Regions from separate parts of the Homo sapiens genome. Here region 2 is linked to region 1. A link is a contact called in ENCODE Hi-C or POLR2A ChIA-PET data. All regions are on one chromosome and are shown on one strand. The core of a region is the stretch at or near the end of the contact, and the rest is flanking DNA. Distances in the headings are between cores, read along the strand shown.

Region 1 (6,767 bases), core at 659-3,158:
GAAAGAAAAATTTCTAAAGTGATGTAAACATTTTTTACAAGTCTGTAAAGTATTGACTGAAAACCAGTGTAGTACAAATGTATATAGAAGTGTTGGGTTGTAAAGGAGTGATGAGAGTGGAGGCTGACTGAAGAAACTCTTCAGGTGAGCTAAAAATAATAAAAACCCTTACTAGATCCAAAGAGTCGGGTTGCACTGCTACCCAAAGTTAAGAAAATGCCCCCGCCCCCCTTTTCTTAAGACAGACCAAGACTCTGTCTCCAAGGCTGAAGTGCAGTGTTGCCATCATGGCTCACTGCAGCCTCAACCTCCCAGGCTCAAGAGATCCTCCCACCTCAGCCTCCTCAGCAGCTGAAAATGGCCTTGGTGGCTCCTCTCTCCTTAAGATCTTAGGATTTGTACCAACTCATCAGTAGTTTTACAATCTGCACAGTACTTGTACATCTCATTTCATCCCCACACCAACCCTACCAGGCAAGGATCACTGGCCTCATTTAACAAGATAAAGATGAGGATACTCCTAGTTTTGCTGAGTCCTTTAAGACGGCTCAGTTGAAAAAGTAATAGTGCCAGGGCTTAAACCCTCATCTCTAACACCAAAGCCTAAGCTCTTCCTGTTAACAGTACATAAAATTCAAACCCAAACCACAAAATTGCTGGGGAAAAAAAAAAAAACTAAAACTTCTTTAACCCACCAACTACACAGAGGATGATCTTCCGAAGTTCTCTTCCTTACAACTCATCACATCTTTTGAATGGTATTTTAATAACTAGCATTCTATTTATTTTCTATTCTTGGTCCATTGTACCACCTTACGAGAAGTTAAGAGTAATCTAAAATTTAAGGTAGGTCTCTAAACTATCAACAAAACACTATTAATGTACCTAAAATGAAAACTTGCGAATTCCAGGGCTAAATGATTCAAACAAATGTTAATAGAAAAGGAGGGCACCAATCTGACCATTAGCCAATTTAAAAATTTACGCATTACTTGTTATACATAATCAGGGCAACTTTAAGACGCCATTCCAGGCAGATTTGGGGTAGTAGGCGGCTGGCTTTTAGCTAACTCTGCTTAGCTGCGGGGTAAATGTCAAAGGTCAGCCCCATGGCGAATCTCCCTAAGCCCCCTGTCGCAACCGAAGCCGATGGAATCAACAAGACAAAGATGCTCCTGACCCACTGGCTAGAATCGTGAAGAAAACGCTAATCCATGTCAAATGCACATAAGGAAATTTTTCCATGCAGAGACCAGACAGGGGAAAAGGGGAAGGGAGAAGGAGAAAATACAGGGTTCGACCCGGGCCATCGGAAGACAACCAAGCGCTGACTTGGGGGTAAGCCCTGGACTAGGGGCCTGTAGACCAGGTTCGAGCGCTCACACTCGCTAACTGCGGAGCCTTGGCCAGCCTCAGTCTCCGAGTCTACAAAACAAGGATAATCATAAAGGGCTCCCACCCGCCTCACCGAGGGCTGTGAGGCTCTTCCGAGACAGAGGACATGGAGCCATTTCGTAAACCGGAGCGCACGGTACAGACAAGAAACTGTTATCCGGCCCAGCAGCTGCGAGACCCCCGAGCGGAATGCAAGTGGACCCCAGGCAAAGAGGACAGCAGGGGACGGAGCAGATCTGGCCAAGTTGTCCCGTCCCCGCCCAGAATCAGCCCCGCGGCCCCACAGAACCGCCTGCGTGTCACTTCCCCCCCACCCAACCCCGCCAGGGCCAGCCTCCGCTCCGACCTCCCCGCCTTCCGTCCCAGCCCCTCGAGCCCCAACTCCCCTCCCCGACGCGACCCTCAGACTCACGGCCTGAGGGGCTCCTCCGGCAAAACAGCGGCTGGCTCGGACCCTCCCTCAGAGCACACTAACCAGCAGCACCCGGGACCGCCAGCTACTCGCCGGATGTACGTCACACCCCTCCCCGGGACTTCCGGGCGCGTAATGGGCCCCGCCCCCTCACAGCGTTACGCCTCTCTGCCCCGGTGCCGTCCCACCAGCGACTCGGGCCGCGGAGGGGCGGGCATAAGGCGTGACAAAGCGCGCTCGGGGTCTGGCCCCGCCTCGGCCCCGCCTGCTCCCGTCTGGCTAGCTGACCGCGCGAGACGTGGCAGCGCCGGAACCCTGGGTCCGGGGCTGGGTCCTGGAGTCCCTGAGCGGCCTGGTACACTCGGGATCGCGGCTTCCCATTCCAGACGCACCAGGAAAGTCAGAAGTGGGTACCGACGGTGACATAGGTCCTGGGAAAGATGAGTTGACCTTGGGGCCCTCCACTTGAGGTGGATCCCTCCAAGCTTTTGCTTTTTTTCTTCCTTGCTTTTTTTTTTTTTTTTTTTTTTTTTGAGGCGGAGTCTCACTTTGTCGCCCAGGCTGGAGTGCAGTGGCGCGATCTCGGCTCACTGCAACCTCCACCTCCCGGATTCAAGCGATTCTCATACCTCGGCCTCCCGAGTAGCTGGAACTACAGGCGCATGTCACCACACCTGGCTAATTTTTTTGTATTTTTACAGAGACAGGTTTCACCGTGTTGGCCAGGCTGGTCTCGAACTTCTGACCTCAAGTGATCCGCTGGCCTCGGCCTTCCAAAATGCTGGGATGAGAGGCGTGAGCCACCGCGCCCAGCTGCTTTTGCTTTGAGTCGCACTTCCTTGCCCTGGGGTGGCCTATGTTTTAGAAAAACAGAAAAACAGCTAATATTTATTGTGCACTTATGTTCCAGGCAGAGCACTGGGTACTTTGCACGCTTTGTCTAATTTCACCGTCATTGGAGTCCTGTGACTCCAGATGCTAGTATTATCCTTATTGACAAATGAGAGAGCAATGTTCAGAATAACCTACCATGCCCAAGTTCACACAGCTAAGTGGCAAAGCAACGTGTTCACCCCAGTATATTTCGCATGCATTTTCTCATTTAATTCTCAGGACAGTCCCACGAGATTGGTACTATTATTACTCTCATTTTACAAATAAAACAGTCTAATGGAAAGATGAATGACGTCTGTGGGTTCATGAAGATCTCAATTCTCCTTTAGTAAAATTTAAATTTAACATAATCCCAATAAAAGTACTAATAGGATTAATAGGTCGTGTGTGGTTTCGTTCTTTTTTTTTAATTACCCTATTTGTTCCTAAAATTCGTATAGAAAACCAAACAAAACTAGTCCAGAAACAGGCTTTCAAAATGAAGAACAAGGAGGTGGGAACTAACCCTGTTGGATATTAAAACATATTATAGAGCCTAAGTTATTAAAACTGGTGTGCGTGCACATGCACAAACACACACACACAAAAAACACAATGGAACAGAGCAAAGTACAGAAATGACTAAAGTACATGCAGAAATAAAACTAAAGTAGCACCTGGGACTCCAGCAATACTCAGGGAGCTGAGTGGGCAAGCTCACCACCCTCTACCCTCCGCTCATCCTGGGGTCTTAGATGTTGAATTTGAACCCTGTCCTGTCACAGAAAGGTGTCAGGCCACTTCTGAGGCTTCTCACCAGCTTTAGCTAAACCAGGGACAATGTGTCCATGGGGCTTGGAACCCCTTGTGCATCCTGGAGACACAGATGCAAGCCCAGTGCAAGCCAACACATTGGATTACTGGCTTTGTTGAGAGCCTGGCTGCACGAGGTGGAGGTGTCTGAACCACAGGATGGCTTGGGAGGCTGGGGAAGGAGGGAACATGCAGGCAGATTCTCAGAAAAGCCGCAAACTCTACTTACCTAAAGGCTTGAGCAAGTTGACGAATGCCCCAGACCACCATGTACCCACTGTAAAATGGGTGAAACAGGCATTGTTGTGCACATAGTTTTTCCAGAGTACTGTTTTCAATAAATGATTCTGTTATGTGTTGTTAAATAAATTAATAAATAATAAAAGGGGTTGAGACAATTGGGTAGTCAAAAAAACCTACAGGTTGAATCTCCAAAAGTTTATTACTCTAAACAAGTTTCAAGTGATGAAAAGATGTGTGTATTTTGAAATGACACTATAAAGGTACTAGAAAAACAGAAGAAAGCATGGATTCCTTATAATTTTGCAATGAGAAGACCTTTCTGGGTATGATTGAAAATCTAGACCGGGCGTGGTGACTCATGCCTGTAATCCCAGCGCTTTGGGAGGCTGAGACTGGCGAATCACAAGGTCAGGAGTTCGAGACCAGCCTGGCCAACATGGTAAAACCCCATCTCTACTACAAATACAAAAAATTAGCCAGGCGTAGTGGCAGGCGCCTGTAATCCCAGCTACTTGGGAGGCTGAGGCAGGCGAATCGCTTGAACCCCTGCGGCAGAGGTTGCAGTGAGCCGAGATCACACCACTGCACTCCAACCCCGGGCAACAGACTGAGACTCCATCTCAAAAAAAAAAAAAAAAAAGAAAGAAAAGAAAATGTAGATGCCATAAAAGAAAAGATTGACAAATTTAACTACATAAAAATTAAAAACTTATATGGCATAACAACAATCATGACACCATAAGCAAACTCAGACAAATGACAAGTTGAGAAAAATAATCACATCATAGGCAAGTAAGAAGTATGAAAAAGACTAACAACACAATAGGAAAATAGGCAACAGTTCAGAACAGATAATTCATAGGAAAGGAAATAAAAATGACTTTTCTTTTTTTTTTTTTTTTCTGAGACCTAGTCTCACTCTGTCACCCAGGCTGGAGTACAGTGGCGGTCTCGGCTCACTGCAACCTCTGCCTCCAGGATTCAAGCGATTCTCCTGCCTCAGCCTCCTGCATAGTTGGGATTACAGGCATGAGCCACCGAGCCCGGCTAATCTTTGTATTTTTAGTAGACATGGTCTTTGTATTTTTAGTAGAGATGAGGTCTCACCTTGTTGGCCAGGCTGGTCTCAAACTCCTAACCTCCAGTGATCCGCCCGCCTAGGCCTCCCAAAGTGCTGGGATTACAGGCATGAGCCACTGCGCCTGGCCCAAAAATGACTCAAGCATAATAAAATAGTAATAGAAATATAGATACTATAGAAAATATAAATATAGATATTATAGAATAATAGATATAGAAAATATATAAATCCATTTATTTGTCTATGTATCTCTGTATAGTTATATCTATACTGAAATAGAAATAGATTTTAAAAAATAAAAGATAAATTTGAAACTTACTGAGATACCATTTTCACCTGTCAGATTGGCAAAAGTTCACCAGTTTATTGGTGGGAAGGCTGTTTCAGATAGAGAAGTCAGACTGGGCATGGTGGCTTATGCCTGTAATCCCAACACTGGGAGACCGAGGCAGGAGGGTCGCTTGAGCCCAGGAGGTTGAGGGTACAGTGAGCCATGATTGCACTCCAGCCTAGGCAACAGAGCGAGACCTTGTCTCTAAATTAATTAATTAATTAACTAAATCAAATACAGAAGTCAAGAAAGGCCCCACCCAGGTGCTATTTGGATAAGAACATGAAGGACATTACATGGCTGTCAGGGTAGACTGTTCCAGGCTGACAGCAGAGGCCCTAAGGCAGGAGTGTGCCTGGCAGTTTCCAGGAACATCTGGGAGGCCAGTGTGACCAGGCAAGGTGAGCAACAGAAGGAGTGGTAGGAAATGGGGTGAGGTGTTTGTGGTCAGAACTGTGGAGGTTCTGGGGTTCTACCTAACTTGCAGGTTAACAGGTTAGCCTGACACAGTCTCAGATGCTGGCAGTCACAGGACTCCTGGATCAGAGACAAACTATGTTATTACTTCCGGCATAGCGAGCAGCATGAACTTCCTGTTTGTGTTACTTCCACTTGCCCCTTCCTCCCTCCTCCTTTCTGAGGACAATGGGGTGACACAGAGCAGTCTGAATGGACACTGCCCATTCGATGGTGTGCAACACAGCTGAGGAACCCAGAACTTAGGGAACCCAAATCTTTCATAATGGCTGCAAGCGGACCTGCCTGAACTCTGACCCAGTGGGAAATGGTATGACACTGGGCAGTATACAGACCTGTCCCCTGCACCAGAGGGACACTGTCTTCCAAGGCTGTTCATTATATAAATGTCCTTCAAAAGATAGTCCAAACAAAGGCAGCTGGCACCTCTGTTTGAAAGAAGTGCAAAAATCAAAGAGCTTCATGGAGAATTGTCTCTTAACAGGAGGCAAATCTTGAAAGCCTTGTAGGTGAGGACTTTAGCTTTTATTTTTGGTGACCTGAAGAACCAATGGAGGGTTTGAGGGGAGGCATCTTATGTAATTCTTCCCCCGACTGTATGCTTACTCCTTTACATATTCTCAGCATTAGATAGACAGGGTTATTCCCACCCTTGCCAGCATCTGCTTTCCCCCTTTTCTCTTTGAGTACCTCTTTCTCCCTTCTTTGCAGAGGCTTTTTAGGCTTTGGCTCTGGTGTGGAGGAGCAGTTTTAGTGATAACTTTGCAGATCTTCTCCGTGGTTTGTCCTTCACCTTGGCTTTAACTTCCTTAGCATCCCCTTCAGCCTTTTTCTTGGGCTTGATGCAGTGGAGGTGGGGAATACGCACTGCCTGCAAGGATGCAGCCAATACCAGCTTTGGTTTGTCCAGGAGTTGCTGTCACTTGTTCTTCATATTACTCTTTATTTTTCCTTTTTTTATCCTGCTTGATAAAAAATCTTTCTTATTTTTTAGAGGCAAATTCTTGCTATGTTTCCCAGGCTGGACTCAAACTCCTGGGGCTCAAATGATCGTCTTGCCTGGGCCTCCCCAAATGTTGAGATTATGGGCGTGAGCCACTATGCCCAGCTAGCTCTGGTTTTTGTTTTTGTTTTTTTTTTTC
Region 2 (6,660 bases), core at 3,292-5,791, 3.1 Mb after region 1:
AATCATCATGTTTTACCTTTTTTATTGAATTATATACACCTCTTACAAAAATGCTTGAAGTAATTTAACACCTGTACATCAGTACAAAACCTGGCTGAGTAAAATGAAGAGAGGATCTATTCAAGATCATTAAGACCAAATGTAAACTGGGAAGTATGTGGAAGATAGCTGTCCAGCAAGTGTCTGGAAGGTGTTCTAGCTGGGTAGAGAGCCTATTCTAACAGACACGCACATCGCAGAAAGCAGCATGAACAGAACCACATCCTAGATAAGAGTTCTGTGTACAGAAGATCCATGGAGGCAAGTGCTGTCAGGAAGGACACTGCCTCCCTCCACCCTCCCAAATGTCACCACCAAGTTCCTTCAGGTGAGACCTCACACAATGTCAAGTGCTTTCTAGGAAATACTAAGATCAGGTTGAGAGATTCTGCTTGGTCTAGTCAATCTGAAAAATTCAGGCTGGAAAGACACCTTTTCTCAAGAGCTGAATTGACTTTTGCCTTCAAATCCTGCCTGCACCTTGCCTACGATGGCATCAATTTACACCTAAGGACCTTTGAAGAGAAAAATTCCATTATTTCTTTTCTTTCTTGAGAGCAGATTTTTTCCCTCCTCCTTTGGAAGATTTGCAGTACTTTGCTTCCATCTGAGCCAGAAAATTGTCCATTTCCTTTTGCCGATCCTTTTGTCTGCTCTGTTTGAGAAGTTAAAACACAAGCTTTCACAACATTATCCATAGACAGAAAGTACCTAGTGGTTGCCAGGGGCTGGAAAAGTGGAATAACTACTAATGGGTATGGAGTTTTTTTGGAATGGTGAAAATGTCCTACAATTGGTGTTAATAATTGTAAAACTTTGTAAATACACTTAAAACCACCAAATTGTACACTTTAAAAGGACAAATAGAAGGTATGCGGTTATGTCTTAAAAGAAGAAAACAAAATACAACATTCCAAAGAAAATATTAGCAGTAGGAATCAGATCATTAAAGATGTGGCAACAAACTGCCAAGTTTACCTGAATGGCTGCCTTCAGGCTATCCACGCCTTCATCAAGCCCCAACTCCTTTCTGCTCATTTCTGCTTCTTTGGCCTCTTCCTGAGCCTGAAACAGGAACTCACATGAGACTCAGGGCCACCAGGAAATGCTTAAAATACATACTCTTTCCCAAAAGCAAATCTATAATTCTGTTTCAATTTTATGAATATATGAATAGACAAAATGAATCGAATTACATAACTATGTCATTCATTAAATGGCAACAATGCTGACAGCAAGCAGTAGATCCTCTGATTCCAATTACCATTTGTTTTTTACCCAATTCTATTTGCTAGAGGTAGTAAGTACTCTGGCACTCATAAATCACATGATGATAAAAAGGAACATGAGGCCGGGTATGGTGGCTCACAACTGTAATCCCCATACCTTGGGAGGCCAAGGTGGGAGGATCACTTGAACTCAGGAGTTCAAGACCTGCCTGGGTAACATAGTGAGACCTCAGTTCTATAAAAAAGAAAAGAAATGAGCCTGGTGTGGTGGCATGTGCTTGTAGTCCCAGCTACTAGGGAGGCTGAGGTGGGAAGATGGCTTCAGTCTGAGAGTTCAGGCTGCAATAAGCTGTGATCATGCCTCTGCACTCCAGCCTGGGTGATGGAGATGCCATCTCTTAGAAAAAAGAGAAAAAAAAAAAAAAAAGGCAAATGATGCAATTGCCAGGATACAGGTATTTCCAATTTCTCTCCTGGAAACCCAATTTACTCCATGGGACTGGTGGTGCCTTGTGAACAACCCCAGTTTAAAATGACTTCTCCCCAGTAGTCAGAAGAACCAACATCAATAAACTCAGTTTTAACATCTATTTACCTAATTTCAAAGCAGCCTTCCTTTGCCAAGTGTTCCTAGAGCATTGTTTACAAAATATCACAAGAACACCTTAGGGCAACAACTATAAGAGGCCCCAACACCCCTTGTGAATTTTCTAAGTAGCAATTAATGCTATTAATACTGAGGATGATGATACATTAGGACCCCCTATCCCAATAAGACACCGTTTCCTTGTATTCAAATTCTCTCTTTAAATTCAGCATCCCCCTAAGGTTTGTTGAACAGTCTATCAAAACTATGCCATTTTCTCCTCAAATTCTAGGGAAGTTTCTCAAGCTAACAGTCTACTGTGAATGCAGCTGTGCTCAGTTTCATCTCAGGAAATGATGAACGACTTAAGATAATTGTCAGCTTGAGTCTTAGCAGATGTAGCCTATGAACCAAAATGGTCTTGATATACACTCCACCGTTCCCCTCAAGCTCACCAGAAAGGGTGCAGCCTCTTATCTAGGCAAAACAGGCCCTTCAAATTTTCACCGGAAACAAAAAGGTCAGCTTTCTCTCTGCCAGCGTCTCTTATGTAAAAGCTGCAGAAAAGTTCCTGAGGGCACTCAGGAAGGCAGCAGTGGTCCTAAAAGTTGTGTGCTCCTTAAGAGAATCTAACGCCCGATGATCTAAGGTTTCATCCTGAACCACCCCCCCAACTCTCCTCACCCCCACTGTCACTGGAAAAACTGTCTTCCACAAAACAGGTACCTGGTATCAAAAAGGCTGGGGACCGCTAAGCTAAAGTTTTTCTTTAAAAAAAAAAAAAAGAAAAGAAAAATTCTGTATCCAACTCAAGAATCAAATTCGGGGCAAAGGCCCAAACATCTGCACTTTTAACAAGACGGTGTCTGCCATTCTCTTCTTACCCCCTCAACCGAGTAAGGATCACTGCCCATCCTGTGTACCCGGGTTCCACTAACTTTATCTCCTGAGGAATGCCTCAGGAATGCTACAAGAATTGGCCTACATGAAAAAATATTTCAGTGCTACTTTACTATGGTAATATTTAAACAATCTATGCAATAAAAATCATCTTGAGCACAACATGCTAGAAAAAGTTTCTCTTGATGAACTGGTATGCCCATTTTATTAGATCGAAACTATAGACCAAGTTAACCCTAGTCCTTATTTCTGGAGTTTTATGTTTACTTCTACTGCTGTAAATACTCTCAAATCCTTTTTGGAAGCAGTCAAAATATAAATCCACAGTATTCAAAATCTTACCCTCCTTTTCCTTGCATTCATCTTTTGTTTCGATTCTTTGACAAAGGCATTATAGGATGGGACCTCTCCGGCGTCAATAGCTTGCTGAATGATATTCCTTATCCTGGGTTCCTCTGTGTACTGCACGCAAAGCACAGACTCCATGATCTGATCCATGTCACCCTTGAAGTCCAGATAGGCCTGCTTAATATCAGCCAGCTCTTCTTCCGAACCTTTGTATGTCTTTTCAAAAGCTTGAATGTCCTCTAAAGATATCTGATGATAAAGGAGATTTGCTTTAACTTTGGGAATTTTACTTTAAATAAAACGTACGTTAGTAAAACTAGAGTTGGGTGTTGAATTGCTGCAATACAACAGTTGCTTGAGTTGAAATTATTGAACCAGATTTTCTATGCCTAAGCTTCTCCGGAGTCCTCCTTTTTAAATCCAATCTTCATTAACTGCTAACTAGGGACCAGGGAAGGGAAATTTAAGTGAAATTTCCAAGAGTGAGAGGTGATCCGGAATCAGGACTTACATTTGGATATGTAAAATAAAGCGCATCCGGCAAAAAAAATAAATCGGCCCTTTTCAGTGCAACAATCACATTAACAGGAAATTTAAAGCCCGTTTCAGTAAGCGTGCGTGTATCTGTATTTCAAGGCCAAACTCAAAATTCCTAATTCCTACAAAATTAACACAAAATACAAGATCTTAGAGGCAGTCAATAAAGGTTTGTTGATTGAATGATGGTAACAGTCACAAAGAAACCTCCAGAGTCCTTTACCTTTTTAAAGAGTAGCCGCCAATACGCCTCCCAGTCTCGGTCTTGGGTGAGCACAGGAGAGTCCTCGTCCACTGTTCCCTGCTCATCGTACACTGCTCTCTGTTCTCTGTCACTGAGAACGGAATAGACTTTTCCCAGGATCTGAGGGCAAAGAGTATCCGTAAATCACCCCTGCTCCTCCCACCGAAACGGCGGCGCGAGAAATAAAGATCAGAAGGCGCCAAGCGGAGCTCAGCGCGCTCCCCCGGGGCGGGGCCCGGTAGCCAAAAGGCTAGGGGGAGGCCCGCGCAGCCGGTCGGCTTCGGGGCGGGACCCTGCATACCTGGAAGCGGCGGGTGGCGTCCTCCTTGTCGCCCTCACCCACCCGGTCCGGGTGTACCTGCAGGGACACCTTGTGGTAGCCTCGTCGGACCTCGCCGTCGGAGGCCTCGCGTCGCACGCCCAGCACCCGGTAAAGGTCGGCGGTGCCGAACACTTCCTCGCAAAGGTCCAGCAGCCCCATGCCGGGCGGAGATACGACCCCGGAGGAAGCAGCCGCTCCCAGCTGCGCCGGGTACAACCCAGGACTGCTTCTTTTTCGCGCCCAAAAAGCCCAGGGCGCCTGCGTCACAAGCACTGAAGGGGCGTGGCCACGCCGCGCATCCGCGCTTTACGGCGGCCGCAAAATGAGGTGTGGCGAGTCAGGCGCGGGCCCGGGTAAGTAACGCCGGCATGTGGAGTCACAGTCCCCGGCCGCGCGCAGGAGCTAGGTCTTCAGGGAAGTGATGTTGCTCGGGTCTCTCCTCCCCTTGCTCTGGAAATCTGGCGTCCGTCTTACCTTTTAGTGTCCAAGAACAACTTTTTCAAAAAGTTCATATATTAGCTTGAATTTACAAACTGCTGGCCTATTTTTTTAAGTAGAAAACGGCCAAACATCAGCATTCAGCAGTTACACATGGTTCAACTTAACAGATGTGTTTTTTCAAAAATGTTCTTGAAAGGAATAGGTAAAGCTGTAGACCCAAATAATTTTGCACCCCACTGGTTGGAAATGCTGGGGTACTTTCCCTCTAGCCCTGTAGGAAAAAACCCTATACTGAAACCCAAAAAGCACAAAACACGGGTCTTCCAAAAACTCTTACCTAATAGGACTTTCACCTTACACATTGGTGGAGAGAGATAACATGACCCAAGCCTCCGTCTTAATAACATAAACTGCTGAAGCAAAGGCTCTTTCTTTTAATACTCTGTGAAGTTCACAGCTGGGTTTGAACATGTTGGATCCCAGGTGGCAGCAGAGTGGGCTGGAGCAATCATCCAAGAGATGGTGAGAAACTTGGGCCTGGAGACCCAAAGCAAGGTTGAGGCTGGGGATAAAACTTTGTTAGTAGGGTAAACTCACAGAGGAAGTATGTGTATACATATCTTAAAGGATAAACAATGCTAAGTGAATACCCGAGTTGGCAGAAAATACCTTATCAAATATCCCCTCACTGATGTAGCATTTTTCAGAATCATTCTGCTCTGCCAATAAGTTTCTGCAAAGCCTCAAACTCTCCAGGATACATTAATATCTTTTAAACTTCCCAGAGTTGCCGTGATTTTCAAAGCATTTCTCTTTCCCAGATCCAAGATCAAACTCAGCTGAAGTCAGTTCCTCTCAACCTGCCCTGGCATCAAAGTCTCAAAGCAAGTGGGGGCCAACCAGCAACAACCCCAGGGGAGCTTTGACAACCACAGAATTTGAGATGGCTGGTAATCGTTCTCAGAACATAAAACACAAAGTAAGTCGGCACATTGATAGAACCTCCTCTATAAATTTCCTATATCTTAGTCACACACCAGAGTTAAGCCATCTGTCTTTGCTCATTTTTCCCTCTATGGACAACATAATATGTTGGGAAGGGCTTTCCAGGAGGGCATAACCGGGAGATGAATCTTACATCACTGGGCAAGTTTCCACCTCTAGGCCTCAGCTTCCCTATCTGTAAAACGGAGATAATCCTACCTGCCTTCATAATACCTTACAATTGTCACAAATAACCTTGTACACAAAAGGCCTAGGATATATGTAGATGCTTTGCAATATTATCTTTCTTCCAGTTTCTTGTATTTTTTAAGGTATTCAAATACATCTATTTTAACATTTTTCTATATATACATTTGCTACGGAAAATTGAAATCGCACACTGAAATATCCTTTTATTGCAACTCAAATTTTCAAAAACCAGAAAATCAAATTATTATGCTCTAGCCAAATTATGTAATGTTTTCTTTTTCTTTTCTCTGTCACCCAGGCTGGACTGTAGTGGAACAATCACAGTTCACTGCAGCATCGGCCTCCTGGGCTCAAGTGATCTTACTGCCTCAGCTTCCCGAGTAGCTGGAACTATGGGTGAGCAACACCACAGCCAGCTAATTTTTTAAGTTTTTGTAGAGACGGGGTCTTGCTGTGTTGCACAGGCTGGTCTCAAACTCTGGCTTCAAGTGATCCTTCCACCTCAGCCTCCCAAAGTGCTGAGATTACAGGTGTGAGCCACTGCCCCAATGGTATCTTTATATTATTTTTCCTTACAAGTTACTTCAAATTCTTGATGTTGAATTTCATCTCACTGACTTCAGGCTTTTAAAACACATGGGAATACTTGAGACCTAAGAATGGTTGTGAGTCAAATAAAAAAGTAGAACTAAAGTATACTGAAGTTATTCAAATACATTCAAACTATAAAGATCCCTTATAGATTACTGGCATCAAGGTAGGAAGGAAAAGATACAAGAAGTAAAATGCAACACTCATTACAGGTTGTCAACATTATTGG

Evidence for each region. A loop is a pair of places that touch in the nucleus more often than their neighbours do. ChIA-PET counts read pairs that join two places held with the same protein, here RNA polymerase II (POLR2A). Pooled maps may share reads with other maps.
Region 2: a loop to region 1 is called in a map of CD4-positive, alpha-beta memory T cell, with 20 times the contacts of the local background. The contact joins the promoter of DNAJC9-AS1 here to the promoter of SAR1A in region 1. A Hi-C loop is called at or near these places in 1 of 168 maps with a recorded cell type or tissue (CD4-positive, alpha-beta memory T cell) and 5 of 50 pooled maps. POLR2A ChIA-PET finds 5 or more read pairs at or near these places in 2 of 52 experiments (Caco-2 and activated B cell).

Annotation. Positions count from the first base shown.
Region 1 is chr10:70,168,606-70,175,372 of GRCh38, forward strand. SAR1A (secretion associated Ras related GTPase 1A) reads right to left here and starts at 1,909. Exons shown (of 7, transcript NM_020150.5): 1 at 1,808-1,909. RefSeq lists enhancers at 875-1,533, 1,534-2,190, 2,324-2,403 and a silencer at 1,834-2,193.
Region 2 is chr10:73,242,826-73,249,485 of GRCh38, forward strand. It overlaps DNAJC9-AS1 (DNAJC9 and MRPS16 antisense RNA 1), which reads left to right and starts at 4,542. Exons shown (of 4, transcript NR_038373.1): 1 at 4,542-4,558; 2 at 5,468-5,625. It overlaps DNAJC9 (DnaJ heat shock protein family (Hsp40) member C9), which reads right to left and starts at 4,430. Exons shown (of 5, transcript NM_015190.5): 1 at 4,185-4,430; 2 at 3,863-4,003; 3 at 3,097-3,351; 4 at 1,018-1,104; 5 at 1-694. The coding sequence starts at 4,364. The coding sequence ends at 575. It overlaps FAM149B1 (family with sequence similarity 149 member B1), which reads left to right. Exons shown (of 14, transcript NM_173348.2): 14 at 1-1,679. It overlaps MRPS16 (mitochondrial ribosomal protein S16), which reads right to left. Exons shown (of 3, transcript NM_016065.4): 3 at 6,024-6,660. RefSeq lists enhancers at 3,872-5,071, 4,337-4,676 and a silencer at 3,987-4,136.